Regions from separate parts of the Homo sapiens genome. Here regions 2 and 3 are each linked to region 1. Evidence: read pairs that join two places in POLR2A ChIA-PET (ENCODE). Cell type or tissue: PC-9. All regions are shown on one strand. Links, peaks and the distances in the headings refer to the core of each region. The heading gives the core; the rest is flanking DNA.

Region 1 (9,035 bases), core at 1,036-9,035:
AGCTGGGATTACAGGTGCCCACCACCAAGCCAGCTAATTTTTCTATTTTTAGTACAGATGGGGTTTCACCATGTTGGCCAGGCTGGTCTCGAACTCCTGAAGTTGTGATCTGCCCATCTTGGCCTCCCAAAGTGCTGGGATTACAGGTGTGAACCACTGCACCCGGGCTCATTTTTTTTTTTTTTAAACCAGGCAGGTCGTAGTGGCTCACACCTGTAATCCCAGCGTTTTGGGAGGCCAAGGTGGGCGGATCACTTGACGCCAGGAGTTCAAGACCAGCCTGGCCAACTCGACAAAACCCTGTCTCTACTAAAAATACAAAAATTAGCTGGGTGTGGTGGCGCACCAGCTACTCCAGAGGCTGAGGCAGGAGAATCGCTTGAACCTGGGAGGTGGAGGTTGCAGTGAGCTGAGATCTCACCACTGCACTCCAGCCTGGGTGACAGAGTGAGACTGTGTTCCAAAAAAAAAAGAAAAGAAAAGAAAAGAAAGAAAATGCAGTGATTTGTACTGTTGCCTAACCATCACTACAATCCAGTTACAGAATGTTTCCGTCAACCTGATAAGTCCTTCCCACCTGTTTCTGGTCAATCCAGCTCCCAATTCCAGTCCTGTGCAACCACTGATCTGCTTTCTGTCTCTAACTTTGCCTTTTCTGGATGTTTCATATAAACAGAATAATACACTATGTGGCCTTTTGCTTCTGGTTCTTTCATTCAATATGTTTTTTGAAATGCGTTCATCCTGTAGCGTCTAGAGTAGTTTGTTCCTTTTCATTGCTGAGTCGTATTCCACTGTGTGGTTATGCCACATTTTTTTCTTAATTCACCAGCTGATGGATATTTAGGGTTCCAGTTTTTTTTGTCTTTTTTGAATAATGCTGCTACAAATGTTTAGGTGTCTTTGTATAGGTGTGTGTTTTCATTTCTCTTGGGTAGATTCCTAAGGGTAGAACTGCTGGGTCCTGTGTTTAATTTATGATTATCTTTTTTTTTTTTGAGACAGGGTCTCGCTCTGTTGCCCACGCTGGAATGCAGCAGTGCAAACATGGCTCACTGCAGCCTCGACCTGCTAAACTCAAGCTATCCTCTTGCCTCAGCCTCCTGAATAGCTGGGACGACAGACACGCACCACCATGCCCAGCTAATTTTTTTTTGTATTTTTTGTAGAGACAAGGTTTTGCCATTTTGCCCAGGCTAGCATTTAACATTTTAAGAAATGGCCAGACTGTTTTTCAAAGTTTTCCCACCAGCAATATATGAGGATTTGTCTCTCCATATCCTCACCAATACTTGTTTTCTGTCTCTTTGATTATAACCATCCTAGTGGACATGACATGGTATGTAACTGTGGTTTTAATTCTCATTTATCTAATGACTATGTCGTGTATCTTTTCATGTAGTTATTAGCCATTCATATACATATTATTTGAAGAAACATCTATTCAAGTCTTTTGCCCATTTTTATTTGTCTCTTTATTATTGATTTGTAAAAGTTCTTTATATATTTTGGATACCAACCAAAATATATACAACCATATATACAACCATATATAGTTGTATATGATTTGCAACTATTTTCTCCCAGTCTTCGGCTAGTTTTTTTTCTTTTTTCTTTCTTTCTTTCTTTTTTTGAGACAGGGGTCTCACTGTGTCACCCAGGCTGGAGTGCAGTGGCACAATCTTGGCTCACTTCAACCTCCACTTCCTGGGTTCAAGAGATTCTTGTGCCTCAGCCTCCCAAGCAGCTGAAATTACAGGCGTGCACCACCATAGCCCAGATAATTTTTTGTGTTTTTAGTAGCAATGGCCAGGCTGTTTTCGCTATGTTGGCAAGGCTGGTCTGGAACTCTGGCCTCAAGTGATCTGGCTACCTCAGCCTCCCAAAGTGCTGGGATCACAGGCATGAGCCACTTCATCTGGCTTCATTTTTTCTTTCTTTTCTTTGAGACAGTGTCTTTCTCTGTCACCCAGACTGGAGCGCAGTAGCACAATCACAGCTCACTGCAGCCCCAACTTCTCAGGCTCAAGTGATTGTCACACCTCAGCCCCACCAAGTAGCTAGGACTATAGGCCCGCACCACCATGCCTGGATAGATTTTATATCTTTTGTAGAGATGAGGTCTTGCCAGGTTGCCTAGGCTGGTCTCAAACTCCTGGGCTCAAGCGATTCACCTGCCTCAGCCTCCCAAAATGCTGGGATTACAGGTATGAGCCACCATGCCTGACCCCTTCTTTTTTTTTTTTTTTTTTTTTTTTTTTTTCGTATGGAGTTTTGCTCTTCTTGCCCAGGCTGGAGTGCAATGGCACCATCTTGGCTCACTGCAACTTCCGCCTCCTGGGTTTAAGCGATTCTCCTGCCTCAGACTCCCGAGTAGCTGGGATTACAGGCATGCACCACCATGTCTGGCTAATTTTGTATTTTTTTTTTTTTTTTTTTTTTTTTTTTAGTAGAGATGGGGTTTCTCCATGTTGGCCAGGCTGGTCTTGAACTCCCGACCTCAGGTGACCCATCCGCCTCGGCCTCCCAAAGTGCTGGGATTACAGGTGTGAGCCACTGCGCGCGGCCTCCTGGCCTCTTATTAATGGTGGCTTTTGAAGTGCAAAAATTTTAAATTTTGACAAAGTCTAACATCAATTTTTTTCTCTTGTCAGTTGTCTTTTTGCTGTTATATTCAAGTTCTCTGCCTAACCCAAGGTCATGAAGACTATCTCCCATGGTTTCTTCTAGAAGTTTTATGGTTTTAGCTCTTACATTCAGGTATCTGATCTATTTCAAGTTTTTTTTTTCTTATGCATCCTGTGAGCAAAAGATCTAAATTCACCTTTTGGCATGTGGCTATCCAATTGATCACAGCAGCATTTATTGAATGCCTATCCTTTCCTCCATGAAATTGTCTTGGCACCTTGTAAAATCAATTGACCAGAAATGTAAGGGTTTCTACTTGGACTCTGGATTCTGTTCCATTGACCTATAAACGCATTCTTATTTATTATTATTATTATTTTCCCCCGAGACGGAGTCTTGCTCTGTCACCCTGGCTGGAGTGCAGTGGCACGATCTCAGCTCACTGCAACCCCCGCCTCCTGGGTTCAAGCAATTCTCCTGCCTCAGCCTCCTGTGTAGCTGGAATTATAGGTGCACACCACCATGCCCAGCTAATTTTTGCATTTTTAGCAGAGGCGGGGTTTCACCATGTTGGCCAGGCTGGTCTCGAACTCCTGACCTCATGATCCACCTGCCTCGGCCTCTCAAAGTGTTGGGATTACAGGTGTTAGCCACCGTACCTGGCCTTATAGTTGTTGTTGTTTTTAAATTCAGATACAACTTATACACAGTAAAATTCATCCTCTTGAGTGTACCTTTCTTTTTTTTTTCTTTTCTTGAGATGGAGTCTCGCTCTTGTCTCCCAGGCTGGAGTGCAATGGCTCGAACTCAGCACACTGAAACCTCCGTCTCGTGGGTTCAAGAGATTCTCCTGCTTCAGCCTCCTGAGTAGCTGAGATTACAGGCGTACGCCACCACGCCCGGCTAATTTTTGTATTTTTAGTAGAGACGGGGTTTTGCCATGTTGGTCAGGCTGGTCTTGAACTCCTGACCTCGTGATCCACCTGCCTCAGCCTCCCAAAGTCCTGGAATTACAGGGGTGAACCACGCACCCAGCCTTGAGTGTGCCTTTCTATGAGTCCTAAGAAACACACACATTTGTGCATCCAACCCCAAAACCAAGATACAGTATGGTCCCATCACCTCTCACAAGTCCCTGTGCCCCCTACTGTGGACCCCTCTCCCTCCTCCCCAACCCCAGACCTGGTTTTTGTTCACACAGTTCCACCCGCTCCAGAAAGCCATATAAGTTGATTCCTACAGCACTCCGCCCTCTGACTGTGGCTTTGTTTCCATCCCATCCTTCAATATCCAGGATGATCTTTCCAAAATGTAAATGTGCCCTCTCCTCTGTGCTTCTACTTAAGTCTAAATACAACTTGCAGGGTCTGGTCTTTGACCGCTACTCCTGCCCATCTGGACAAACAGGATGGATGGCTCTCAAACCTGGTTTGCAGAACAGCCACCTGAGGGCTTGTCAATACCACACCTTCCTGGGTCTTAGCCCTAGAGACTGAGATTCAGTTGCTGGAGAGGAGCCCAAGAATCTATTTTCCACACAAGGTTAGGGAGGTCTAGAGGCCACATTTGCAGAAGCACAGCTTCCTCTCTCCACACCTTCCACACCTGTCCAGGTTCACCCACGTGGCCTCTGCTTCCTCCCTTCTCCTCCAACCCCACTCTCTGTCTCCGCATGCTGCATCTCCTCCTGCCCAGAGCTCTGGCATTGATTTCCTCACTGGGGAAAGTGGCCTCCTTCCCCAATTCCCATCCACCGATTCCAACCCCCTTCCCATGTCAGCCAGCTTCTCCTCTGCTCAGCTGTCACCTCCACTGAGAAGTCTTTCCTGACTCCCTATGTGAGTCATTTTCCCAGCATAGTTGTCTCCTGTCATTTCTTATTTGTGTGATTCTTTGGTTAACATCAATCTTCCTGATTGGCTGTGTGAGGATGGGCGGGGTCTGTTTTTGTTGTTTACGCCTGTATCCCCAGCACAAAACATGGGGCTGGCATATGGTAGGTACTAAACAGATAGTTGAATAAATGAATGAGTGAATTGTCTACTCTGCCTTTGCACAAGCTGCTCCATCACCAAAGAGACCTTGCCTCCTCCCCCACTTCTTTGCTGGGCCCACTCATACCGGTTTTCCTAGGAAAACTCTGGAGAAAATTGAGGCAGGAGCCACTCATTCGTGCCCCTTCCAGGGTGGACCTCTTATCACCCTAAGGATTGTTTGTTTTCCTGTCACCCACATCAAGCTGGGTGGTGGCCGCAGCCTTTGATCTCCACCTCCTAACCCCTCTCCCAAGTACCCTGTGTTTGCCCAGCACTGAATGAGACAGCTAAAGTGATCCCTGAGAGAACTAAAGTGTTCCCTCAGGCCGGGCGTGGTGGCTTATGCCTGTAATCCTAACACTTTGGGAGGCCGAGGTGGGCAGATCACCTGAGGTCAGGAGTTCAAGACCAACTTGGTTAACATGGAGAAACCCCATCTTTACTAAAAATACAAAAATTAGCTGGGTGTGGTGGCAGGCGCCTGTAATCCCAGCTACTCCGGAGGCTGAGGTAGGAGAATTGCTTGAACCTGGGAGGCAGAGTTTGCAGTGCGCCAAGATGGCACCACTACACTCCAGCCTGGGTGACAGAGCGGGACTCTGGCTCAAAAAAAAATAAAATAAAGTGATCCCTCTAAGAGGAATCCCCAGGGGCCCAGGCCAGAGCTTTCTCCAGGTCACCATGGCTCCTCCCACTGTGCCACCCTGCCTAACCCCCTCGATTTTAAAGGAGAAGCCAAGACTCTGGACTTTGCTCAGAAGGTGGGGGGCGGGGGAGGGAGGGCTTACCCTGGGTACCTCTGAGGGGCCAGGGCGCAGCCACCACGGTAAGGGTGACTGCAGATCGAGGGGCAGGCCATGTTGCTGGACACCACCCTGGCTGGCGTCCCTCTCGGCAGGGTGCTCTTTGCCCCATGGGGTGGGATCCAGAGCTGCAGACAGGCCCCCAGGCTTGGCCAATGAACAGACCAGGTTCGGGGAGGGTGTTGGAAAAGAGTGGATGGGGTGGTTCCCCTTACCTTGCAGCCCCCAGGCCCTCCCCCCTCCCTCCCAGGTGGTCGGGACTCTTGATCTTCGCTCGTGGTACTGTCTGTTCGGCTGTCTTCCCCGCCTCTCCCCAGGCACCTGCATCCTCCCTTGGCACCTGCTGCCAGGCTAGGAAGGGCAAAAACAATCCCAGTTGGCGTAGTCAGGGAGTCTCCGCCCTCCTCCCAGGTTTCCTCCTCCCAGGCGCCTCCCCTGGACCCGCCCCCATCTGCCCAAGATAATTTTAGTTTCCTTGGGCCTGGAATCTGGACACACAGGGCTCCCCCCCGCCTCTGACTTCTCTGTCCGAAGTCGGGACACCCTCCTACCACCTGTAGAGAAGCGGGAGTGGATCTGAAATAAAATCCAGGAATCTGGGGGTTCCTAGACGGAGCCAGACTTCGGAACGGGTGTCCTGCTACTCCTGCTGGGGCTCCTCCAGGTAAGGGGACCGAGATCGGTCTCAGACGACAGCCTGCCAGGCAACCCCCAGCCGCACCAGGGCCCCAGGCTGTGCCAGTCTCCGGCTGAACTGGCCGGCGGCCCAGGTGGGAGGATTGGAGCCACCTGGCTCTCCCCCTCCCCCGCTCGGTGATGTCAGGCCAGGGGCGGGGGCTGGAGGGGGACAGGTAGTTAAGGGCCTGGCGTCTCCCTCCCTGAAGACGTGGTCCCAGCCGGGTGTCCTGACGCTCGGGGTTCAGGTAAGAACCCAAGCGGGCATTTATCCTTTGGGGGCAGGCACGGCCGGTCTGGAGGCCGGTAGGGAAAGGCTGGGTCTCCTGATGGGTTGCTTGGCCTCCCACTTTTCTCTTTTCTGTCCATTTCCCACCCTGCCCCCTCCTCCCCACCCGCCCTCTTTTCGTCCCCATCCTGGTTTCCAGCGCTCCTTGTTCCCTCCCTGTACACCTCCCTGCAGGCAGCAGCTGAGAATGGGAAGGAAGACCTGATTCTCTCCTCCGACTTGGCTTTCCCGCTGAAACTAGCCCCTCCCCGCACACCCGGGGAGAGCCGCCCTCACTCTCTGGCTCGCCCAGTTTACCCCAGTTTGGGTTTCCCCAAGTCTCTAAGACAGACGTCTCTGCGGGCTGCGGGGAGATGTGGGGAGGGCCCCCTCCACTTTGGAGGGCAGTGAAGGAGAGGGATCCTCTAAATTGTCGAGGCTTCATCTCTCCAGATTGTATGCCCTTCTCAGCAACACCGCCTCCGGCCCTCCGATGGGAAAGTGGAGGCCGGGTGAGACGGGGTCCCTCCTGGCTTCAGCATGAAATGGGCAGGAAGGCTGGAGGGGTGTATGAGGGGCTCTGCAGTGCGGTGGGGCCTGGGGAGAGTGGGGTGGGGGATAGCAGATGGTTTCTTCTGCTTGATGAGGCTAGGGAGAGACCCAGGTTCCCGGTCTGGGTCTCCCTGGCAGATTGAGGACAGAGAATGAATGCATCTGCCGGCAAGGTGGAACGCCCCCCACCCCGCCCCCCAACTAGCCGCACCGCCCCCCAGGAATGCCCTCTTTTGGTCCGCCGGTCTTGGACTCTGCTCTCCCCTCTCCTGATATCCTACTGTATGCTTGGTGGGGGGACCTCATGGAGGCGGGCAGCCTGTAATGATTAACTGCAGAGACACTCCAGCATTCTTCCCGAATTAAACTTTAAAAGAGCTGCCCCGCCTTCTCCCATTGGGTATTTTTCCTGAGTGAGAGTGGGCGGGGCCTCAGAGTCCTGGGTCCTCCCTTATACTAGGAGTCATCCAGGGGTTTCTCACCTTCTCACCTGGGCCCTGCACCCTAAAAAATTATAAGCCTCTCCCGTGGGGGCGGGGCGTGGAGTACTGGGCGGACGGGGGCTCTCCCGCCACATCCAGGCCCCTGGCCCAGGCCTCAGTCCCGCAAGCCCTTCCCCCTGCTCTGGGAAGCAGAGTTGTTTTCTGTTGGCCCTGAACACCGGGCCCCGCCACCTGCCCTTAGGGCCAGCCAGGTGGGGCGTGATTCAGGAAGTAAACAAGGAGGTTGGGAGGACGGGAACGCGGGTGGGGCTGGAACCACTGGGGGAGGAGGCAGCTGGGAAGCCACGGACGGAGTTACCTCGTTGAGGGGACAAACTGATTTTGGGGGTCGGTGTTTCCAACCGAAGCTTTACCGGGGCCTCAGTTTGAAAACTCCAGATCTCTAAGCTGCCAGGCCCACAGCCAGGACCCCTTCCTCCTCCCTGCTCACCCCATTGGTCTTGACGATTCCACCCGCCTCCAGCCTTAGAAGCTTAAGGGCACGGCTGGGGGGCTCTGAAGGCAAACCCCAGCCTTGGACTGGCCCTCTCTGATCTCTGAGGCCAGGCTCTAATGTGATTTGAATCTACTTCTAACCCCTTCCAAGCACTGCCCTCCCGAATTCTCTGCTCCTCTCCCCACCCCACTGTTGGTCTGTGATTTCGAGGCAGGCGTGGCCCCCTGCAGCCTGGAATGAAGTCACTGGGGCTGTTTGGAGACCGGGGCTGTTTGGAGGTTAGACTGGGGTGGGAGTGGGGGATTGTGTTCTGGTATTGAGGTGCTGGTGTCTCTTGCTAGCGGGTGATGGGTGTGTCGTGCCCCTCCTGGCAGGACCCTGAGCCCCCTCCCTGGCCTTTCATCCTGTCTGTCTTCTTGAGTGTTTTCCCTTTCCACTCCTGCTCCTGTGGTACCCCTCTGGCCGGGACACCCAGGAGAATGTGTCAGGAGGAACTTCATCCACACAGGGCAGGGGCTCTGAGCGATGCTTTGGGTGGGGAGGGGCACCGCCGGGATGCTGGCTTCTCTCCAAATGGGCCTCTGAATCCAGGCCGGGCATTGCCTCTCTCCTTCCCAGGCGAGGGACTCCCTGGCGAGGAGGTGGTTTGGGACTGGGGGTGAGAGCAGATCGTAGGTCCCACCTGGCCTGGAGCTAGGCCGAGGGTGGGGAGGAGGAGGTGATGTCAGGAGCCTCAGGCCCACATCCTCCTCCCCCATCCTGTTCCCAGCCCCGTGCCTCCCCCATTCCGCTCTGGCTAGCAGTGGGTTGGGGAGTTGGGGGAAGGGTGGAGGCAGGGCTGTTTTTGTTTCTCCTAAGCCAGGAAGTTGTGTGGATGAGTCAAGGTTGAATGGAGAGCCCTAGGCAGTGTTGTCCCGCCCGCCCTGACTCACCTGTCCCCCAAATCCCCTGATGCCCTCACTGAAGGGTCAGGTGCCTGCTCCCTCCTGAGGGGTCAATCCCAGGTGCCCCAGGTGGCCTCATAGTACTGGCCCAGTGTTTGGAGAACAGGCTGGGGGCTGGGATTGCAGGTTCTCCCAGGTCTCAGCCCGGCCAAAGGGGTCTGCTGGGTTCCTGCGGAGAAGGTGCCAGCCC
Region 2 (10,071 bases), core at 894-8,893, 95 kb before region 1:
CCGGAGCGGTCGCTGGGAGCGGGTGGCGTGCGAGGGCCGTCTTCCGCCGGTCGAACCCGCTTCGCCGCCCGCTGTCCGTGCTGGGTTCCGTCCGACCCTTCCCACACCCGCTGCGTCTCAGGTTCCGCCCCCTTCCTCTGTCTGGCCTCGCGCCGCCCCGCGCGGGTTGGGGTCTCCAGCAATGACTCTTGGCGACCCCGCCTATCCTGGGGAGCCCGGGGAGGACGTTCGGGATCTCCTTCCAAAGCCTCCGTCTTAACTGAGGGGAGAGGAGAGGGTGAGGTGTCTGGGTGTTATGAGCAGGGGCAGGTATGGGGAGGGGTCGGAATCTGGGGTGAGAGGAAAACATCTACGCATTCCGGTAGCTCTGCGTCTCAGTGTCATCCCGTGTCTCCCCAACTTCCTTTCGAAACGGCCGTGAATAACTTCCTAATTGGTATTAAAAGGGCCCTTTGAAGTCTTGAGTTCTTAGAGGTGCATAGTACCATTGACACTCATTTCTAATGACACGTTCCCTCACCCCGCATTTTTGGGTTAGTCAATGTCTCCTGGTTTTCTTCGTACCGCTCTGACAGTCGGTCAAAGTCCCGCTTCACGTTTTCCTCTGTCGCCCAACCCCTCGCTCTGTACACTGAATCTCAGTGGTCTTATTTTCCCCCACGGCTTCAGCTTTACACCAACTAAATACCCAGATCCACATCTTCAGCGCAGCCCTTCCCTGGAGCTCCACGCTTGCCCATCCAGCGGCCATTGGGACAGCTCTGCTTCACATGGAGCTCACTGGGTCCAAACTTGAACTGGTCTTTTCCTTGCAGATTAATTCTTCCTCTACCCCAACCCAGCCGGAAGTCTGGTAATTTCCTTACACTTTCTCCTCTCTTTCAAGTCCCACATCTTAAAAGTGACCTAGTACTGCCAACTTCCTGAACATCCTTCAAACCTGGGCCAGCTCCATCTCTTCTGTTACCACGCTGTTGATGTATTGTCAATTCCCAACAGTCCAGCCCTGGCAGCTTGCAACCCAGTCTCCAAACTGTAACTCTTGTGATCCTTTTAGAACACAAGTCTTACGGTGCCAGTTCCTTGCTGATAACCTTTTTCTGGCTTTCTATTGCCTATGTGCTGAACCCCTAGCACAATTTACACAGCTCTCTGTGATCTGACCTAGCAGTCTCCTGTGTGCACCCTAAGGTCCAATAATACGGCACTGCAGCATGCGCCATGCCTACCCTTGCTGTTCGTATCTTCATGACTTTGCACACACCAGCCCCCGCTGCTTGGAAACCTCCTCCTTCTCTTGTCTGCTGGGCTACCTTCTACATGTTTTTCAGCGCAGGCAGCGCTGCCTCCGCCTAACCCCCAAGGTTAATTGCCCTTCTGTGTCCTGTAGCACCCTGTCCATAATAGCATAGTAGCTGAGAATACAGACTCCTGGATCAGACTGCCTGGGTTCTGACCTGTTTGGTAACCTTGATGAAGTCAGTGCCTCAATTTCCTCACTTGTAAAATGGAGGTAGGAATGTCTCTACTTCATAGAGTTGTGAGGATTGAATGGAATATTGTATGTTTAGGTCTTAAACCAGTGCTAGGCACAAGAATGCTCAATAAATTAAAGTGAGTTGCCTGGGTGCAGTGGCTCATGCATTAATCCTAGTACTTTGGGAGGCAAGGCAGGATGATCGCTTGAGGCCAGGGGTTTGCAACTAGCTTGGGCAACATAGTGAGACCCCATCGCTACAAAAATTTAAAAAACTAGCTGAGCATGGTGGTACGTGTGGGAGGATCCTTTGAGCCCAGGAATTTGAAGTTACAACGAGATATGGTTGTGCCACTGCACTCTAGTGTGAGGGACAGAGTGAGATCCTGTTTCTAAAATAAATAAATAAAAAGTTATTACTATTATGTAAGGACAACATAGTTCACCAGTTATGATTTTTAATTTCATAAGTTGCCTGAGGATGGTTGAAGTGGCTTACTAGTCATTGGATAGAGCCTGGCTCTTTGCCAATAAATAAAATGCTGGAGTGGAGGACACTGGGGGCAGGGTCTGGATTTATTGAGTGAAGATTCAAGAGTGAAAAAGGCTCAGACCTGGTCTGCTCAGGAAAACCAGTCTGGAAGTGTGTGTGTGTTACATGGCAAGCATTAAATCTAGAGAAATGTATAGATCTGGGAACTAGAGGGAGAAAAAGACCAGGGGCGGCTTCTGAGGAGCTGACAGTTAATGGGGCCTATAAAGCGATGGGAGGATTTTATCAGAGGGAGGCAGAGGCTGGAGTGGGCTCAGAGATCAGAAAGCTGGGTCCTCTGAACAGAGCTCCAGTAGATGGTGGCTGGGTGGGGGAACAGGGGAGACGGAGCTGAGGAAGACAGAGGCAGCGTCCTTTGCTGACGCTGGCAATTCCTTTCCTGTATTGGCCATGAGGAAGCATCCCTTGACTTGGGAGCCAGCAGGGACCATGCCTGGGGGCAACTATGCTCCGGAGGCCTAGTACCTGGTGTTTGGGACCAGGCCCCCTGGGTAGGGCCATTGTGCATGCCTTTGGGCTGGGCCTTCTTTGGAGCTCTTTTGCCTCCCTGTAATGCCCACCCTCCTTGCCTCCAGCTGATAGATGCTGACTCTTCAAGGCCAGGGTCAGATGGCCCCTCCTCCCTGTGGCTTTTCTGACTTCACTCATTCCAGCCTGGGTCAGATGATCCCTTCTCTGGGAGCCCACGGTCCTTTGTTCATTCCTCCCTGAAAGCGCTGATCACAGCATGGTATTATTTATCTGCCAGTCTTCCTCACCAGACCCAGAGTCCCTGATGGACCAGAACAGGGTCCTGTGGCCCCAGGACTTGCACTGTGTCCAGCATACTGTAGGCCCTTGGAACCCGCATGTTGCATTAAGTTGAGCTCTCACACAGCTAGACTTGTTAAGGGAGAGCGGTGCGGGGGAGATAAAAAATCCGGCACATCTGGCAGCTTGTGCCTGTTCCACTGAATGCGAGAGCCTGTTGGCTCCACTTTACAGATGAGGAAGCTGAGGTTCAGGGGAGGTAAGGTCAAGATCACTCAGCAGGGATTTAAAGAGCTGTCTCCTGACTCCAGGTCTGCATGTCTCCCAGAAACTGCCTTGGGGTCCCAGCCTCCAAGGGGGCAGGTGCCACATCAGTGGGACAAAAGAAAAGTGTCCCTTTTTCTGGCTGAGGAGAGGCTAATCCTGGCTTTGTCCAGGCAGGGTTGGTGCCTGGAGGATCCTGTGCTGAAACCGGCTCCCTTCCATCCCCCCAACCCCCCCACCCCTTGTCCCTTGCCCTATGGGGGCCTTTTCTTGAGAGGGCTGAGATCTCTCCTGGAAGATGACTAGCCGTTTCCAGACTAACCTTGGGAACTTGACCTCACTGGTTTACATAGCAGCACGAAGAGGGCAGGTGGGGCCTGATTCACTGGCCCTGAGTGGGTCAGGGGTCATGGAATCACAGAACTGGGGGCATCCCTGATGATTCACAGGGCCTGGCACAAGGGGGAAGGGAGGGCAAGTAGATCTCAGTGTGTTAGGGTCTTCCTGTACACTGCACCCGCAGAGCCTCCCCGGCTGGGGGGAGAAGTGTGTGGTGGTGAGTCTTGTTTCTATTTGGCTTAACTCTTCCCCTTCCGCTTCCTCAGAAGGAAAGGAGAAACAGAGCCAGGCTTTGGCTTTGGGTCTTATTTGTCACTGTAGCTGTGTCCTCCTCTCCCTACACTCCCACTTCTCCAGGGGATTTCCCAAACCCTCTGTGGAGGGCTATAGTAGGGCCAGTCAGCCAACCATCCCGAGGCTGATGGCATGGGCCAGTAACCCTGAATGTGCCATCCTAGCCAGGCGCAGTGGTGCACACCTGTAGGCTCAACTACTTGGGAACCTACTCCCAAGTTTTTGACTCCAGGATTGATGTCCAACCCCAAACCCACACCCTTTCTCCTGTTCCAGGGTGGACATTACGGATCCACAGACTAGCTAACTTACTAGACATGTACCGTGGCCAGGCACTGTGGCTGTGACTTGGACCTCAAGGGCTTAGGACAGATGGCCTTGAAACATCTAGCTGTGATAAGGGAAATGCTGACCCAGAGTTACTTGGGAGGCTGAGGCAGGATTGCTTGAGCCCAGGAGTTTGAGACCACAGTGTCCTATGATCGCGCCTGTGAACAGCCACTGCACTCCAGTCTGGCAACATAGTGAGACCTGTCTCTTAAAAAAAAAAAAAGTGTCATTCTGGGTCAGCCCCCTGAAGCCAGGGTCTACCCTTCCATTCTGCAGTACTGCTGGGACTCTCAGTTTGGGCAAAGTGCTATGCTGGACCTGCCTGGCCAGGGTCCTGCCTCTAACACTGTCCCCATGGGTAATAGTAGTAATAGCTGCTATTAATTAAGCACAGACACTGTGCATGTGTTGTTTCTAATCCCTTCAAGCTCTGTGAAGTAGGTACTATATTCTCCCCATTTTACAGAAAAGGAGACTGAAGTTCAGAGAAACCCAGTGATTTGGTCAAGGGCACACAATCTAATAAGGAATGGCCTTAGGTTTTTGCCTCCAGGACTGGTGTCCAACCCCAAACCCACACCCTTTTCCCTGTTCCAGGGTGGACATTATGGATCCACAGGCTAACTTACTAGACATGTATCATGGCCAGGCACTGTGACTGTGACTTGGACCTCAAGGGCTTGGGACAGATGGCCTCGAGACATCTAGCTGTGATAAGGGAAGTGCTGACCCAGAGTTCTGAAAGGTCAGGGGAGTCTGGAGGGTGAGGAGAAGCTCTGCCCCGGAGGTGACATTTGAACTAGTCTCTGAAGCGCCAGAGTTCTCCCCAAAGGAAGGAGGTCATTCAAGAATGAGGAAACAGGGCGCCCAGGCGATGGGCTGTGGTGTGTCCTGGGAGCAGCCAATGATCAGCAGAGTAGAGGCAGCGAGTGTTGACCCCCATAGCAAAAAATGAGTGCTGGGGTCTGGAGTCCTCCCTCCTCCTTAACCCTCCTCTGTTATCAAAGACTCAAGGTTAACTCACCTTACGTCTTCTCCCTACAAGTCAGGCTCAGGGAGGGGAGCAGATACCCTGCTTGAGGACCCCCAGGAAACCAGTTCCTCTTTCCTTCTTGTGGAGGGAGTGCCTGGGCTCTGGGCAGGGAAGACCCCCACAGAGGGTGGAGTCCAGCTCCAGGAGAGGCAGCCTGGGCAGGGAGGGGCTGCTCTCCCGGCTGGGCGTGAGTGTCCATGTGCACTTGTGCATGTGCTGCTGTAGGGAAGGGTGTAAATGGCCGTTCAGTGCATTTCCTGGAAACCCACTCTGAGCCTGGTACAGTTCTGGCACTGGGCATGCAGCAGGGAGCAAAGCACAGGAAGTCCTTACTTTCATGGAGTTCGCATGCCAGTGGGAGACGATGGGCAGTAAACACAGACCAGTGAATGTATCATATGTCAGGGGTGACAAGTGCTGTGAAGAAAAATACAGCAGGGTAAGGGATGGAGGGTGGGGGCTAAATAGAGGTTCAGGAATGGTCTCTACAAAGGGACATTTGCATAGGGACCTCATTGGAATGAGAGAGCAAGTCATGCAAAGACCTGGGGAGGAGCTCCCGACAGAGCAGCAGGTGCAAGGGCCCTGGGGTAGGAGCATGCTTGATGTGTCCGTGGACAGCGAGGGACCAGTGTGGCTGGAGTAGAGGGCTCAAGGGGAAGAGGAAAGGGGAAGAGGAGGACTTGTAGGCTAGGGTGGGGACTTACGCCTTTATTCTGGGGAAGCCATTGGAGGTTGGGGCACTGGGGAGATGTGATCTGGCTTTTAACAGGATCCCTGTGGCTGCTGTGTTGAGAACAGGCTGAAGGGGTGAAGACAAGAAAGAGTGGCAGGTAGAGGTGATAGCCTGGACAGGGTGACATAGTGGTAGGTGAGCAGTGGGCAGATACTGGCCAGATTTTGCAGGAAGAGACAACAGGATTTGCTCATGGTTTGGATGTGGAAGGGAGGTGTGACCAGATGAATGCTAAGCCCAAAGAGGGCCTCTTGACACACTGTCCCCCAGCTAGCAAGGACTCTTGCAGGCAGCAGCATTTGTACTTAGAAGGTCCCAGCCTGTCATGGGGGAAGGTCATGTTCCTCTGGGGTCGGCTCCGCTCTGCCTCTTCCTGGCTAGGGGACTGTGGGCAGCTCTCCTTCCCATGAGTCATCACTACAGCTTCTGGGAAGGGGTGTGATGCATTAAGGAGATGGTGTCTGCATGGTGCCACCGCAGGCCATGGCCAGCTGGATCTGTGTCTTCTGCACCAGCCCATCTGGATGCAGTGCAACCTGTCTGGTCTGCTATCCTGCGTTCCCCTAACTGGCACCCTCCTGGGCCAGCCAGCAGCAGGACATAGACCAAGGCCAACCTCCTCCACACCCAGGGCCTCTGCCTTCTACCCTCTGTGGAGTCTCCATTAACTTGGCATTGACAGGGCTGCTTGACTCAAAACAACCCCAGCCCTGCCCTGAAGCCATCTCGCCAGTCAGTCAGAGCTCAAGACTCTCTCTTTCTCTGGAGAAGAGCAGGAAAGTAATCCCAGCTAACCCTCATGCAGCCACCACTCTGTGTCAGAATCTCTTCTAGGCCATTGCATTGAATAAGTCATTTAATCCATATAAACCTGCAAGGAGTAGGTGATATTGTTAACCCCATTTTATAGGCGAGGAAACTGAGGCATGGTGAGGTTAAGTGACCAGCAAGGTGGAAATCTGAGGTTTGACCCATCTCCTGGTGTGGAGTCCAGTTCTCTCAGCTTCACTGATCCTTCCTGATTTGTGCTGAGTTAGGGACCCCTTGGGAAGCCCCCATGGGCAGGGGGTGCTGGTGCTAGCATTTCCTGTGGATTATGGGAGGGGGATGTGTGGAGGACCTGTGTCTACTGTTCCTCTAGCCTCTGGGGGATTTGGAGAACCCACTCTGCCCAGAGATGTAAGTCATCTTTGGATATAGATGAGACTTGTTCCCCCTCCCCCTGAATCCCAGGGCACAGCTCTATGGAATAAGCTCTAGCTGGAACTTGTAAAGTTTGGCCCAGCCCTCCCTGGGAGGCTAGGAGGTGGGGAAGAGCCAGGAGACTCGAAGTGGTGGTGGTAGTTAATGTCTATGTGGTTAGACGTTAACCAGTTACTCTGTGGTGCCAGGCACTGTCCTAGGCACGCTATAGTTATCATTGTCTCCTTTGGTGCCCCCAGACAGCCCAGGGTCAAGACAGGTAGCCTCAGTTTACAGATGCAGCAGTGGAGGCTTGCACAATGAGTAGGTGGCTTTGTTCAAATCACAGACCTAGGCCAGGTATAAAAGCCTAAGTGTGGTGTAATTCCAGCACTTTGGGAGGCCAAGGCGGGGAGATTGCTTGAGTCCAGGAGTTTGACACCAGCCTGGGCAACATAGTGAGACCCTGTCTCTACAAAAAAAAAAAAAAAAGAAGAAGAAAAGAAAAGAAAAATTAGCCTGGCATGGTGGCATCTGCCTGTAGTCCCAGCTACTCAGGAGGCTGAGGCAGGAAGATCACTTGAGCCAGGGAATGTTTGAGGCTGCAATGAGCTGTAATCACACCACTGCACTCCAGCATGGGCGACAGAGTCTCAAAAAAAAAAAAAAAAATCGCAGACTTGCCTTGGCTAGGAAACGCCTACTGAGAGCTGCCGTCGGTCAGCTGGGCTTTGGAGCCGCCTCCCTGAAGAAAGGTGTCTGGAGCTTCTGGCCTGGGGTATGACGAAGGGCTAGCAAGGAACCCTGTCTGTGGCTCTGCAGCCTGAGATTTGTGGAAATTGAAAATTGGAGGTGGGTGAGTGGGAGGCGGCTTAGCCATCCTGCTGTCCTCCTCTTCTGTCTGCGGGAAGGGGCAGCCGATGCTGTTCCCTGGGTGGGAGCTTGCAATTGCAGAGGGGCCGGTCTCAAGAGGAAGGAGTAGAGATCAGCCCCTGCACTCCCCTAAGAGCCTCTGCCAGGAGCCAGGACAGTCCTCTACTTCCTGCCCCTCCCCCAACCTGGAATTCACCTCTGCCTGCAGCTGGATAACCTGGCCTTTCTATAGATGAAGGAACCAGGCTAGAGGGTTAGGGAGCTTGCTCTGAGCCACACAGCAGGTGAATTGTAGAGTTCAGATTTGAACCCACGCCTTTTGGGGTGATTTTTATTACATGTCACTATAGTGTATTTAACCTCCCTCGCTCACAATTTCCCTCTTACTTGAAAGGTTTTTGTTTTGTTTTGTTTTTTTGAGACAGAGTCTCACTGTGTCACCCGGGCGGGGGTGCAATGGTGTGATCTCGGCTCACTGCAACCTCCGCTTCCCGGGTTCAAATGATTCTCCTGCCTCATACTCCCAAGTAGCTGCGATTACAGGCACACGCCACCATGCCTGGCTAATTTTTTTGTATGTTTAGTAGAGACGAGGTTTCAGCATGTTGGCCAGGCTGGCCTCAAACTCCTGACCTCAAGGGATCCTCCCACCTCAGCCTCCCAAAGGGCTGAGCCACTGCTCCTAGCCCCATCTTACCCGAAAAGTCTTGCCAGCTACTTAATCTATCTCAACCACCACTGACCAAGCGGTTACCATACTCCCTCCTGACACCTACCTCAACACCCATCCCTGTGACATAGGGATTCTTGCCTTTTTTTTTTTTTTTTTTTTTTTTTTTTGAGATGGAGTCTCACTCTGTCACCCAGACTGGAATGCAGTGGCGGGATCTTGGCTCACTGCAACCTTCGCCCCTCAGGTTCAATCAATCCTCCCACCTCAGCCTCCCAAGTAGTTGGGACTACAGGTGCACACCACCACACCCGGCTATTTTTTGTAATTTTAGTAGAGACAGGGTTTTGCCATGTTGGCCAGGCTGGTCTCAAACTCCTGACCTCAGGTGATCACCTGCCTCAGCCTCCCAAAGTGCTGAGATTATAGGTGTGAGCCACCGTGTCTGGCTTCTTGCCTTTTCTTGTCATGGTAAAATATACATAACATAAAACTTACCATTTTAACCTTTTGTTTGTTGTTTTTTGTTTTGAGACAGGGTTTCTCTCTGTCACCCAGGCTTGAGTGCAGTGGCACAGTCTCAGCCCACTGCAACCTCCACCTCCCCGGCTCAAGTGATCCTTCCTCCTCAGGCTCCTGAGTAGCTGGGACTGCAGGTGTGTGTTACCACGCCTGGCAAATTTTTGTATTTTTTGTAGAGACGGGGCTTTGTTGTGTTGCCCAGACTGTTCTTGAACTCCTGAGCTCAAGCAGTCCTTCCTCCTTGGCCTCCCAAAGTGCTGGGATTACAGGCCTGAGCTACCACACCCAGCCTATTGTTGCCTGTTTTAATGCAGCTGAGGAAACTGAGTCTCAGAAGGGTTATGCTTTGCCCCAGAGCACACAGCTAGGAAGGGGACAGTCTGAGATTTGAACCATGACCTTAGAGTCCATTCCTTTTTCCATGATACCAGCCACCTCCTGTTTGTCCTGAGTCCAGGACACCACCCAAAACCCTATTACAAGTGGGGCTGGTACTATTGTATCCTAGGGTGAGGAAGAGAAGGCCTGGAAAGCGGTGTGGGGGCGTGTGCCCACCCCTTCCCTTTGCCTCATGAATAATCCGCTGTTCCCTGGCACCTGACTTCCCCCCTCCCCACCCGCTTCCCCCTCTAACCCAGGATGGTAAAACCTCCACTTTTGCCCGGCGTGGTGGCTCACGCCTATAATCCCAGCACTTTGGGAGGCCGAGGTGGGCGGATCACAAGGTCAAGAGATCGAGACCATCCTGGCCAACATGGTGAAACCCCATCTCTACTAAAAATACATAAATAGGCAGGCGTGGTGGCGGGCACCTGTAGTCCCCTCTACTTGGGAGGCTGAGGCAGGAGAATCGCTTGCACCTGGGAGGCGGAGGTTGCAGTGAGCCGAGATCGTGCCACTGCACTCCAGCCTGGTGACAGAGCGAGACTCTGTCTCAAAAAAGTTAAAAAAAAAAAAACCCTCCACTTTCCCCCCTACCTCCCACTCTCACTCCCTCCCCAAGCAGTTCAGCTTCTGCAGACACTCGACTGTCAAGTCTGCAGCCATC
Region 3 (10,071 bases), core at 1,240-9,239, 250 kb before region 1:
CAAGTAGCTGAGACTATAGGTGCTCACCACCATGCCTGGCTAATTTTTGTATTTTTAGTAGAGACAGGGTCTCCTCATGTTGGCCAGGTTGGTCTGAAATTCCTGACCTCAGGTGCTCCACCCACCTTGGCCTCCCAAAGTCCTGGGATTACAGGCGTGAGTCACTGCACTGGCTTTTTTTTTTTTTTTTAAGACAGAGTTTTGCTCTTGTTGCCCAGGCTGGAGTGCAATGGCGTGATCTCGGCTGACTGCAACCTCCACTTCCTGGGTTCAAGCGATTTTCCTGCCTCAGCTGCCTGAGTAGCTGGGATTATAGGCCCCCGCCATCACGCCTAGCTAATTTTTATATTTTTAGTAGAGACGGGGTTTTACCATCTTTCCCAGGCTGATTGCAATCTCCTGACTTCATGTGATCCACTCATCTGGGCCTCCCAAAGTGCTGGGATATAGGCGCGAGCCACCGTGTCCAGCCTAGAGGATTTAGTGTCATTTTGGGAAAAGAATGAAACTTTACTTTTTTTTTTTTTTTCCGAGACAGAGTCTTACTTTGTCGTCCAGGCTGGAGTGCAGTGGCGTGATCTTGGCTCACTGTAACCTCCATCTCCATCTCTGAATCCCAAGTGATTCTCCTGCGTCACCCTCCCAAGTAGCTAGGATTACAGGCATGTACCACCATGCCCAGCTAGTTTTTTTTTTGTTTTGTTTTGTTTTTTTGAGAGTTTTGCTAGTTGCCCAGGCTGGAGTGCAATGGTGCGATCTCAGCTCACTGCAACCTCTGCCTCCTGGGTTCTAGCGATCCACCTTCCTCAGTCTCCCAAGTAGTTGGGATTCCAACTAATTTTTTGTATGTGTAGTAGAGAGAGGGTTTCACCACGTTGGCCAGGCTGATCTCGAACCTCTGACCTCAAGTGATCCACCTGCCTTGGCCTCCCAAAGTGCTGGGATTACAGGTGTGAGCCAGCACGCCCAGCCGAAACTTTTCTTTTCTTTCAAACATGTATTTTGAATAGGAGTGTACTAGCTCAGGTATCAAATGCAAGAGTGAATTCAGCTAATGGTATTTCAAAAGCCTTTCTCATTTGTGGTCTATAATTCTTGATTTCAAGAAGCAAGGCAGCCCACGTCCAACATAGTACAATCTACATGACCATAGCTATTAATGGATATATTTCTGCCTTAAGTAGATCATCTGTATACTTTTCTTAGAAATTTCAGTTAACCAGCCGGGAGTGGTGGATCACGCCTGTAATCCCAGCACTTTGGGAGGCCGAGGCCGGCGGATCACCTGAGGTCGGGAGTTGGAGACCAGCCTGGCCAACATGGAGAAACCCCGTCTCTACTAAAAGTACAAAATAAGCAGGGTTTGGTGGCCCATGCCTGTAATCCCAGCTGCTTGGGAGGCTGAGGCAGGAGAATCCCTTGAACTCGGGGGGCGGAGGTTGCGGTGAGCCGAGATCACGCCATTGCACTCCAGCCTGGGCAACAAGAGCGAAACTCCGTCTCAAAAAAAAAAAGAAAAAAAAAAAAGAAATTTCAGTTAACCATATAGAATTTTTAAAGTCTTCTTTTCTTCTTTCTCTTTTTTTTTTTTTTTTGTGGCAGAATCTCACTGTCACCCAGGCTGGGGTACACTGGCGTGATCTTGCCTCACTGCAATCTCCACCTCCTGGCCTCAGCCTCCTGAGTAGCTGGGACTACAATCACAAGCCATGCCCGGCTGTTTTTTTTTTTACATTTTTGGTAGAGACCAAGTTTTGCCATGTTGCACAGGCTGGTCTCGAACTCCTGAGCTCAAGCAGTCTGCCCACCTTGGTCTTCCAAAGTGCTGGAATTACACGTGTGAGCCACTGCGCCCAGCACTTATGTGCTTGCTCGCTCGCGCGCTCTCTCTCTCTCTCTCTCTCTCTCTCTCTCTCTCTCTCTCTCTCTCTCTCTCTCTCTCTCTCTCTCTCTCTCTCTCTTTCTCTTTTCTTTTTTCTTTTTTTTTTTTGACAAAGTCTCATCCTGTTGCCCAGGCTGGACTGCGATGGCACTATCTCGGCACACTGCAACCTCCGCCTCCCGGGTTGAAGTGATTCTCCTGCCTCACCCTCCCAAGTAGCTGGGATTACAGGCAAGCGCCACCATGCCTGGCTAATTTTTTGTATCCTTAGTAGAGATGGGGTTTCACCAGGTTGGCCAGGCTGGTCTCAAACTCCTGACCTTGTGATCTGCCCGCCTCGGCCTCCCAAAGTGCTGGGATTACAGGCATGAGCCTGGCTTGCCTTTTTTTTTTTTTTTTAACAGAGTTTCGCTTTTTTTAGCCCAGGCTGGAGTGCAGTGTTGTGATCTCCACTCACTGCAACCTCCACCTCCTGGGTTCAACCAATTCTCCTGCCTCAGCCTCCTGAGTAGCTGGATTACAGGCGTGTGCCACCACACCCTGCTAATTTTGTGTTTTTAATAGAGATGGGGTTTCACCATTTTGGCCAAGGTGGTCTTGAACTCCTGACCTCAGGTGATCCACCCGCCTCGGCCTCTCAGAGTGCTAGGATTACAGGCCTGAGCTACCGCACCTGGCCTTGCTCTGTTTTTCTAATAGCCTTGTTCATTTGGAGCGTACTGAACTTCAGGGGAGTCTACATTATTTTTAAAGGCTGTATCTCTATAAGTTCAGTAAACTCCAAATGAACCAGGATTTTCCTAGTAGAATGGGATGCTTGGTTTCCATTTTTTATGTACTTAACTAAACTTTTTTTTTTAGGGAACACTTCACGAATTTGTGTCATCTTTGTGCAGGGGCCATGATAATCTTTTCTGTATTGTTACGGTTTTAGTGTATGTGCTGCCAAAGTGAACAATCAACTACATTTTTTTTTTTTTTTTTTTTTGAGGCAGAGTGTCTCTCTGTCACCCAGGCTGGAGTGCTGTGGTATGAACTCAGCTCACTGCAACCTACGCCTCCCAGGTTCAAACAATTCTTGTGCCTTAGCCTCCCAAGCAGCTGGGATTACAGGCATGTGCCACCATGCTTGGCTGATCTTTGTATTTTTAGTAGAGAGGGGTTATGCCATATTGGCTAGGCTGTTATCTAACTCCTGGCCTCAAACAATCCACCTGCCTCAGCCTTTCAAAGTGCTGGGATTACAGGTGAGAGCCACTATGCCTGCCTCAACTAAATTTTTTTTTTTTTTTTTTTTTGAAACGGAGTCTCACTCTGTCCTCTAGGCTGGAGTACAGTGGCATGATCTCGGCTCACTGCAACCTTCGCCTCCTGGATTTAAGTGATTCTGCTGCCTCAGTCTCCTGAATAGCTGGGGTTACAGGCTTGTGCCACCACGCCTGGCTAATTTTTGTATTTTTCGTAGAGACGGGGTTTCACCATGTTGGTCAGGCTGGTCTCGAACTCCTGTCCTCAAGTGATCCACCCGCCTTGGCCTCCCAAAGTGCTGGCATTACAGGCGTGAGCCACCTCGCCCTGGCTCAACTAAATTTTTGATAAAAGTTTGTAAATAGTGGTGAAATCACTGTTTCTTTTCTTTTTTTTTTTTAAGAGACAAGTTTTCCCTTTGTCGCCCATGCTGGAGTTCAGTGGCCTGTGCACAGCTCACAGTATCCTCTACCTGCTAGGCTGGAGCGATCTTTCCACCTCAGCCTCTCAAGTAGCTTGGACTACAGGCACGTGCCATCATGCCTGGCTAATTTTTGTACTTTTTTGTAGAGATGGAGTTTGACTGTGTTGTCCAGGGTAGTAGAACTCCTAGACACAAGGAATACACCTTCCTTGGCCTTCTAAAGTGCTAGGATTACAGGCATGAGCCACCGTGCCTGGTCTGAAATCATGTTTTAAACAACCAACTTCAAGGGGAAGGAGATAAAGGATTATATTTAAAGTAGTTTACGCTGTTAAAATGGGCAAATTATCTCATTGAAAAATTTAGTGTTTTTTAAACAGTTACAATTTATTTATTTATTTATTTATTTATTTATTTATTTATTTATTTTTTGAGGCGGATTCTTACTCTCATGATCCGCCTACCTTGGCCTCCCAAAGTGCTGAGAGTACAGGCGTGAGCCACCACCCCTGGCGTAAATATTTATAAATTTTATATTTTTTCTTTTTTTTTTGTTTGAGACAGGATCTTGCTCTGTTGCCCAGGCTGGAGTGCAGTGGCATGATCTTGGCTCACTGCAACTGCTGCCTCCAGGTTCAAGTGATTCTCATGCCTCAACTTCCCAAGTGGCTGGGATTACAGGCATGAGCTACCACACTTGGCTAAGTTTTTGTATTTTTAGAAGAGACAGGGTTTCACCATGTTGGCCATGCTGGTCTCAAACTCCTGGCCTTAAGTGATATGCCTACCTCGGCATTCCAAAGAGCTGGGACTACAGGCCGTAGTCACCATTCCTGGTCTATATTCTTTTTTTATTAACAGTATTTTTATTAGAAGTGTTTCCATTACACCCACAGATTCAGTTCAGATTCCAAAATACTATTCATATTCTAAAAGTTTGGCAGTCCTAGAGCTTGGTAGGTTTTTAAATTACACATGTATTATGAAACCTAATTACCACATGTGAATTTGTGTATAGGTATAAATGGGGAACTAGGAAATACTGATATAGTTAGGGTACATCAGCGCTTCCTGGTAGTGACTTTTCAAGTAATGACTGTGATGTATAGTATCTGCTCCCCTATGATAGACTCACTTTGCATGTACCACATGTCCGCAACCCTTTATAATACTGAGTGTCCTATGCTAAAGGTGATAATGTTAAGCATTGTAGTTTTGAGGCTGTCATTAAATTTTCAAGGTTTTTAGTACATTGGAATTTACTGAAACAGGATTTGACCTCTATTCAAATTGTATATCCTGAACTGGTAGGACATAACCTATCAAATACTCATTCTGTCTTGAAATAAACATGCTAAAAATGTAATATTTTAGAAGCAGTATACATTTTTCATACATGTTCAATATCCCTAATCCAAAAATCTAGAAATCCTCCAAAATCAGGAACATTTTTAGCGCTGACATGATACTCAAAGGAAATGCTCATTGGAGCATTTCAGTATTCAGATTTTTGCATTGAATATGCTCATCCAGTATAATGCAAATAATCCAAAATCTAAAAATTTTAAAAATTTGAAACACTCAGGCCGGGTGCGGTGGCTCACGCCTGTAATCCCAGAACTTTGGGAGGCCGAGGCGGGCGGATCACGAGGTCAGGAGATCGAGACCATCCTGGCTAACATGGTGAAACCCCGTCTCTACTAAAAATACAAAAAATTAGCCAGGCGTGATGGTGGGTGCCTGTGGTCCCAGCTACTCGGGAGGCTGAGGCAGGAGAATGGCGTGAACCCAGGAGGCGGAGCTTGCAGTGAGCTGAGATCGCGCCACTGCAGTCCAGCCTGGGCGACAGGGCGAGACTCTGTCTCAAAAAAAAAAAAAAAAAAAGTTCAGACACTCTGGTTTGAGGCATTGTGGATAAGAGAGTACCTAATCTGTATTAGTACTTTATTTGAGCTCATAAAGTAAACATTGGAGAAAACAAAAATATGAAACACAGATTGGCTGGGCATGGTGGCTGATGCCTGTGATCCCAGCACTTTAGGAGGCCAAGCTGGAGGATTGCTTCAGGTGGGAGTTTGAGACCAGAGCTTAGGCATCCCCCCCCTTTTTTTTTTTTTTTTTTTTTTGGGAAACAGAGTCTCACTCTGTCGCCAGGCTGGAGTGCAGTGGCTCAATCTCAGCTCACTAATCTCCACCTCCCGGGTTCAGGTGATTCCCCTGCCTCAGCCTCCTGAGTAGCTGGGACTAACAGGCGGGTGCCACCACGCCTGGCTAATTTTTTTTGTATTTTGGTAGAGACAGGGTTTCACAATGTTTGCCAGGATGGTCTTGATCTCCTGACCTCATGATCCCCGGCCTCGGCCCCCTAAAGTGCTGGGATTATAGGCATGAGCCACTGTGCCTGGCCCCTGTCTCTTAAAAAAAAAAAAAGCAGCTGTGGTGGTATGCACCTGTAGTCTCAGCTGCTTGGAATGTTGTAGTGGGTAGATCACTTGAGCCTCGAGGCTGCAGTCAGCTATGATTGCACCACTACAGTCCAGCTTGGGTGACACAGCAAGATCCTGTCTCCAAACAGACAAAAAACCATAGACTGAATTTATTTGAAATGATGATGACACAATTAAAATACCTTAATTTTTCTTTTTTCTTTTTCTTTTTTTTTTTTTGAGACAGAGTCTTGCTCTGTCGCCCAGGCTGGAGTGCAGTGGGGTGATCTTGGCTCACTGCAACCTCTGCCTCCTGGGTTGAAGCGATTCTCCTTCCTCAGGTTCCCAAGTAGCTGGGATTTTGGGAGTGCACCACCATGCCCAGCTAATTTTTGTACTTTTAGTAGAGATGCGGTTTCACCATGTTGGCTAGGCTGGTCTTGAACTCCTGACTTCAGGTGATCCGCCCGCTTGGCCTCCCAAAGTGCTGGGATTACAGACATGAGCCACTGCACCCTGCCTCTTTTTTTTTTTTTTTTTTTTTTCTGTGAAACAGAATCTTGCTCTGTCACTTAGACTGGAGTGCAGTGGCACAATCATGGCTCACTGCAACCTTGGCCTCCTTCCCTGGCTCAAGTGATCCTCTCGCTTCAGCCTCGATAGTAGCTGGGACCAGAAGTGCATGCCACCACTCCCAGCTAACTTTGTTTATTTTTTTTAGAGATAAGGTCTCACTATGTTGCTCAGGCTGGTCTTGAACTCCTGGGCTCAAGCAATCTTCCTGCCTTGGCTCCCAAAGTAGTGGGATTACAGGCATGAGTCACCATGCTCAGCCTGATTTTTCTTGTTCTTCTAGTGAAGCCAAACCAAGAAGAAATCTGTTTTGAATAATGAGGAATTGAGATTTGTAAAGAATATTCCGACAGTGGTTGAGAAATTACAAGTTTTTTTTCGCTGAACATCTTAAAAATTAGAATAATTTAAAAAATCTATGTTGGTGGGGTGCGGTGGCTCATGTCTGTAATCCCAGCACTTTGGGAGGCTGAGGTGGGCAGATCATGAGGTCAGGAGTTCGAGTCCAGCCTGGCCAATATGGTGAAACCCCATCTCTACTAAAAATACAAAAAACTAGCCGGGCGTAGTGGCACACGCCTGTAGTCCCAGCTACTTGGGAGGCTGAGGTAGCAGAATCACTTGAACCCAGGAGGCAGAGGTTGCAGTGAGCCAAGATTGCACCACTGTACTCCAACCTGGGCAATAGAGGGAGACTCCGTCTCAAAAAAAAAGAATCTATATTACATTGTGACTCAAAGAGTTTTCTGATAATAAGTTTTGTTTCTAGGATGGAAAAATCTGAGTGCAGATTATAATAATGTTGCATGTTCATCTCTCCCAGTATTTCAACAGAAAGTTTCAGATGATCATTATCTACTCCACTGACTATCCCAGTTCTGGTTGATGTGGTACAAACTAACCTATATTGTATTGTTCTGTCTGATTTACAAGGGATTAAAACGATAAAAATTGGCAGGAGTCAATAGCTGTTGAGATTTATGTTCTTATATTTTGAGTAAATGACATTCTTTTATGGAAAATTCACACACAAGGGTTAACAGTATTCTTTAAAAAGATACATTGCAAGAGATAGATCTTTGTGGTCTAGGAAATATTCATGCAAAGCACCAATATTTTCCTTTATAACTACCTGTCATAAAAATAGAGAAGATTGCCTGTGGTTAAGGTTCTCAGATCTTTTTCAACCATCTGATACTGTGAAGGAATAGAGAAGACCTATCTGGCCTGATTTTATTTGTAGACATGAGTTAGTCTGTTGTACTATAGATGTCTTATTTTTTCTGAGGATGTGCATGACACAATTTTTTTTTTTTTTTTTTTTTTTTTTTGAGATAAAGTCTTGCCCTGTCACCCAGGCTGGAGTGCAGTGGCACGATCTCGGCTTACTGCAACCTTGACCTCCCCAGTTCAAGCAATTCTCATGCCTCACAAGTAGCTGGAACTACAGGCACATGCCACCATGCCCAGCTAATTTTTGTATCTTTATTTAATAGAGATGAGGTTTCACCATGTTGGCCAGGTTGGTCTTGAACTCCTGGGCTCAACTGATCCGCCTGCCTTGGCCTCCCAAAGTGTTGGTATTACGGGCATGAGCCACCACACCTGGCTCTTGGCACAAAATTTCTCTACCACTTATTAATAAATTGAGATAGGCAAAAAATTGTATCTGGGCCATACGTGGTAGGAGGCGAGGCAAGAGCATCACTTGGGGAGGTCCAGGATTTTGTGACTAGCCTGGGCAATATGGCAAGACCTTGTCTCTACAAAAAATTTCAAGAATTAGCTGGGTGTGTTGGTGTGTGCCGTGGTCCCAGCTTCTTAGGAGGCTAAGGTGAAAGTGTTGCTTGAGCCCGGGAAATTGAGGCTGCAGTGAGCCATGATTGTGTCATTGCATTCCAGCCTGGGCAACAAAGTGAGTCCCTGTCTCAAAAAAAAAAAAAGATTGAAAACTGACTTTTCTGATCTATTCCTGGAAACCTATCTTTCTACAAAACCCCACTGACTACTATAATTTACTGATTACTGGGAGAGGCTTCTGCCACCAGGTGCCTTAATAATTCTGAAATAGTTGCTTGGACCCTTTTTCTTTAGATTTTTAGTTTGATGATTGTCTATTTTGGCTGGTCAGGTTTGCCTTCTGCTTTGAAGTGAACGGAATGATTCAGTATATTTTTTATTAGTTTTGACTTACAACTTAGCTATATTTCTATTTTTTTGTAAATATCTTCGGCAATTTATATTTTTTACAGGGAAAGCATTCTAAAATACTATTTCTTTTTTCCAAGATTTTTGCACCTCTTTAGCGATAGAGTAGTATTAAATTGTTGAGCTCTTCTTGTTTGTTAAATCTTTGCTAAAATGTAGAGTAAATTCGATGAACTCCACGAGTTGCAGTGATACTTTGTGAATTTAAGAAAATTACTTCCTGCATTTTATTTCTATTTTTAAATTTTTTATTTTTCGAGACAGAGCTGCCCTTTGTTGCCCAGGGTGGAGTGCAATGGCATGGTGATGGCTCACTGTAGCTTTGACTTCCTGGGCTCAAATGATGCTCCCACCCCAGGACTGCCGGTTGCCATCTGCCCCCAAGTAGCTGGAAACACACACTTATACCACCATGTCCAGCTAATTATTTTTGAGACAGAGTCTTGTCACCCAGGCTGGAGTGCAGTCGTGCGATCTCAGCTCACTGCAACCTCCTCCTCCTAGGCTCAAGCAATTCTCCTGCCTCAGCCTCTCGAGTAGCTGGAATTACACCACCACACCCAGTTAATTTTTTTTTTTTTTTTTTCGAGATGGAGTCTCACTCTGTCTCTCCGGCTGGAGTGCAGTGGCGCGATCTCAGCTCACTGCAACCTCCACCCCTGGGGTTCAAGCAGTTCTCCTGCCTCAGCCTCCTGAGTAGCTGGGAGTACAGGTGCACCCAGCTAAATTTTGTATTTTAATAGAGATGGGGTTTCACTGTATTGCCCAGGCTGGTCTCGAACTCCTGAGTTCAGGCAGTCTGCCCACCTTGGCCTCCCAAAGTGCTAAGATTACAGGCGTGAGCCACCGTGCCTGGCCAGTTTCTATATTTTTAGTAGAGACAGGGTTTCACCAGGCTGGCCAGGCTGATCTTCAACTCTTGACCTCAAGTGATCTGCCCACCTCAGCCTCCCAAAGTGCTGGGATTACAGGCATGAGTACTGTGCCTGTTCTAATTTTTTTTTTTTTTTTGAGACGGAGTTTCATACTGTTGCCTGGGCTGGAGTGCAGTGGCACGATCTTGGCTCACTGGAACGATTCAAGCAATTCTCCTGCCTCAGCCTCCTGAGTAGCTGGGATTACAGGCAGCTGCTACCATGCCCGGCTAATTTTTTGTAGTTTTAGTAGAGATGGGGTTTCCCTATGTTGGCCAGGCTGGTCTCGAACTTTTGATCTCGTGATCTGCCCGCCTCAGCCTCCCAAAGTGCTGGGATTACAGGCTTGAGCCACCGTGCCTGGCCTAATTTTTTTTTTTTTTTTTTAATTTTTTG

What was found. ChIA-PET counts read pairs that join two places held together with the same protein. Peaks named below come from ENCODE experiments on the same cell type or tissue, not always from the same donor. Only the 100,000 strongest peaks of a DNase experiment are listed, where the experiment ranks them.
Region 2: POLR2A ChIA-PET joins it to region 1 with 17 read pairs; 17 of 35 experiments call an interaction of 5 or more read pairs at or near these places.
Region 3: POLR2A ChIA-PET joins it to region 1 with 30 read pairs; 2 of 35 experiments call an interaction of 5 or more read pairs at or near these places.

Annotation. Positions count from the first base shown.
Region 1 is chr17:39,732,003-39,741,037 of GRCh38, forward strand. GRB7 (growth factor receptor bound protein 7) reads left to right here and starts at 5,936. Exons shown (of 15, transcript NM_005310.5): 1 at 5,936-6,131. RefSeq lists an enhancer at 8,196-8,793. In PC-9, for the core only: no CTCF peak of the experiment used is centred there; DNase peaks (open chromatin) are centred at 4,069, 7,389, 7,499, 8,749 and 5 weaker places; H3K4me3 peaks cover 5,303 bases; H3K27ac peaks cover 5,093 bases.
Region 2 is chr17:39,637,239-39,647,309 of GRCh38, forward strand. The region is part of intron 1 of STARD3 (StAR related lipid transfer domain containing 3); the gene reads left to right. It overlaps LOC124903998 (a long non-coding RNA gene), which reads right to left and starts at 52. Exons shown (of 2, transcript XR_007065749.1): 1 at 1-52. RefSeq lists an enhancer at 458-577. In PC-9, for the core only: no CTCF peak of the experiment used is centred there; no DNase peak of the experiment used is centred there; H3K4me3 peaks cover 430 bases.
Region 3 is chr17:39,479,751-39,489,821 of GRCh38, forward strand. All of the region lies in intron 2 of CDK12 (cyclin dependent kinase 12), which reads left to right. LOC124904107 (U6 spliceosomal RNA) reads right to left here and starts at 2,838; the gene lies at 2,736-2,838. In PC-9, for the core only: no CTCF peak of the experiment used is centred there; DNase peaks (open chromatin) are centred at 6,061 and 6,801; H3K27ac peaks cover 4,002 bases.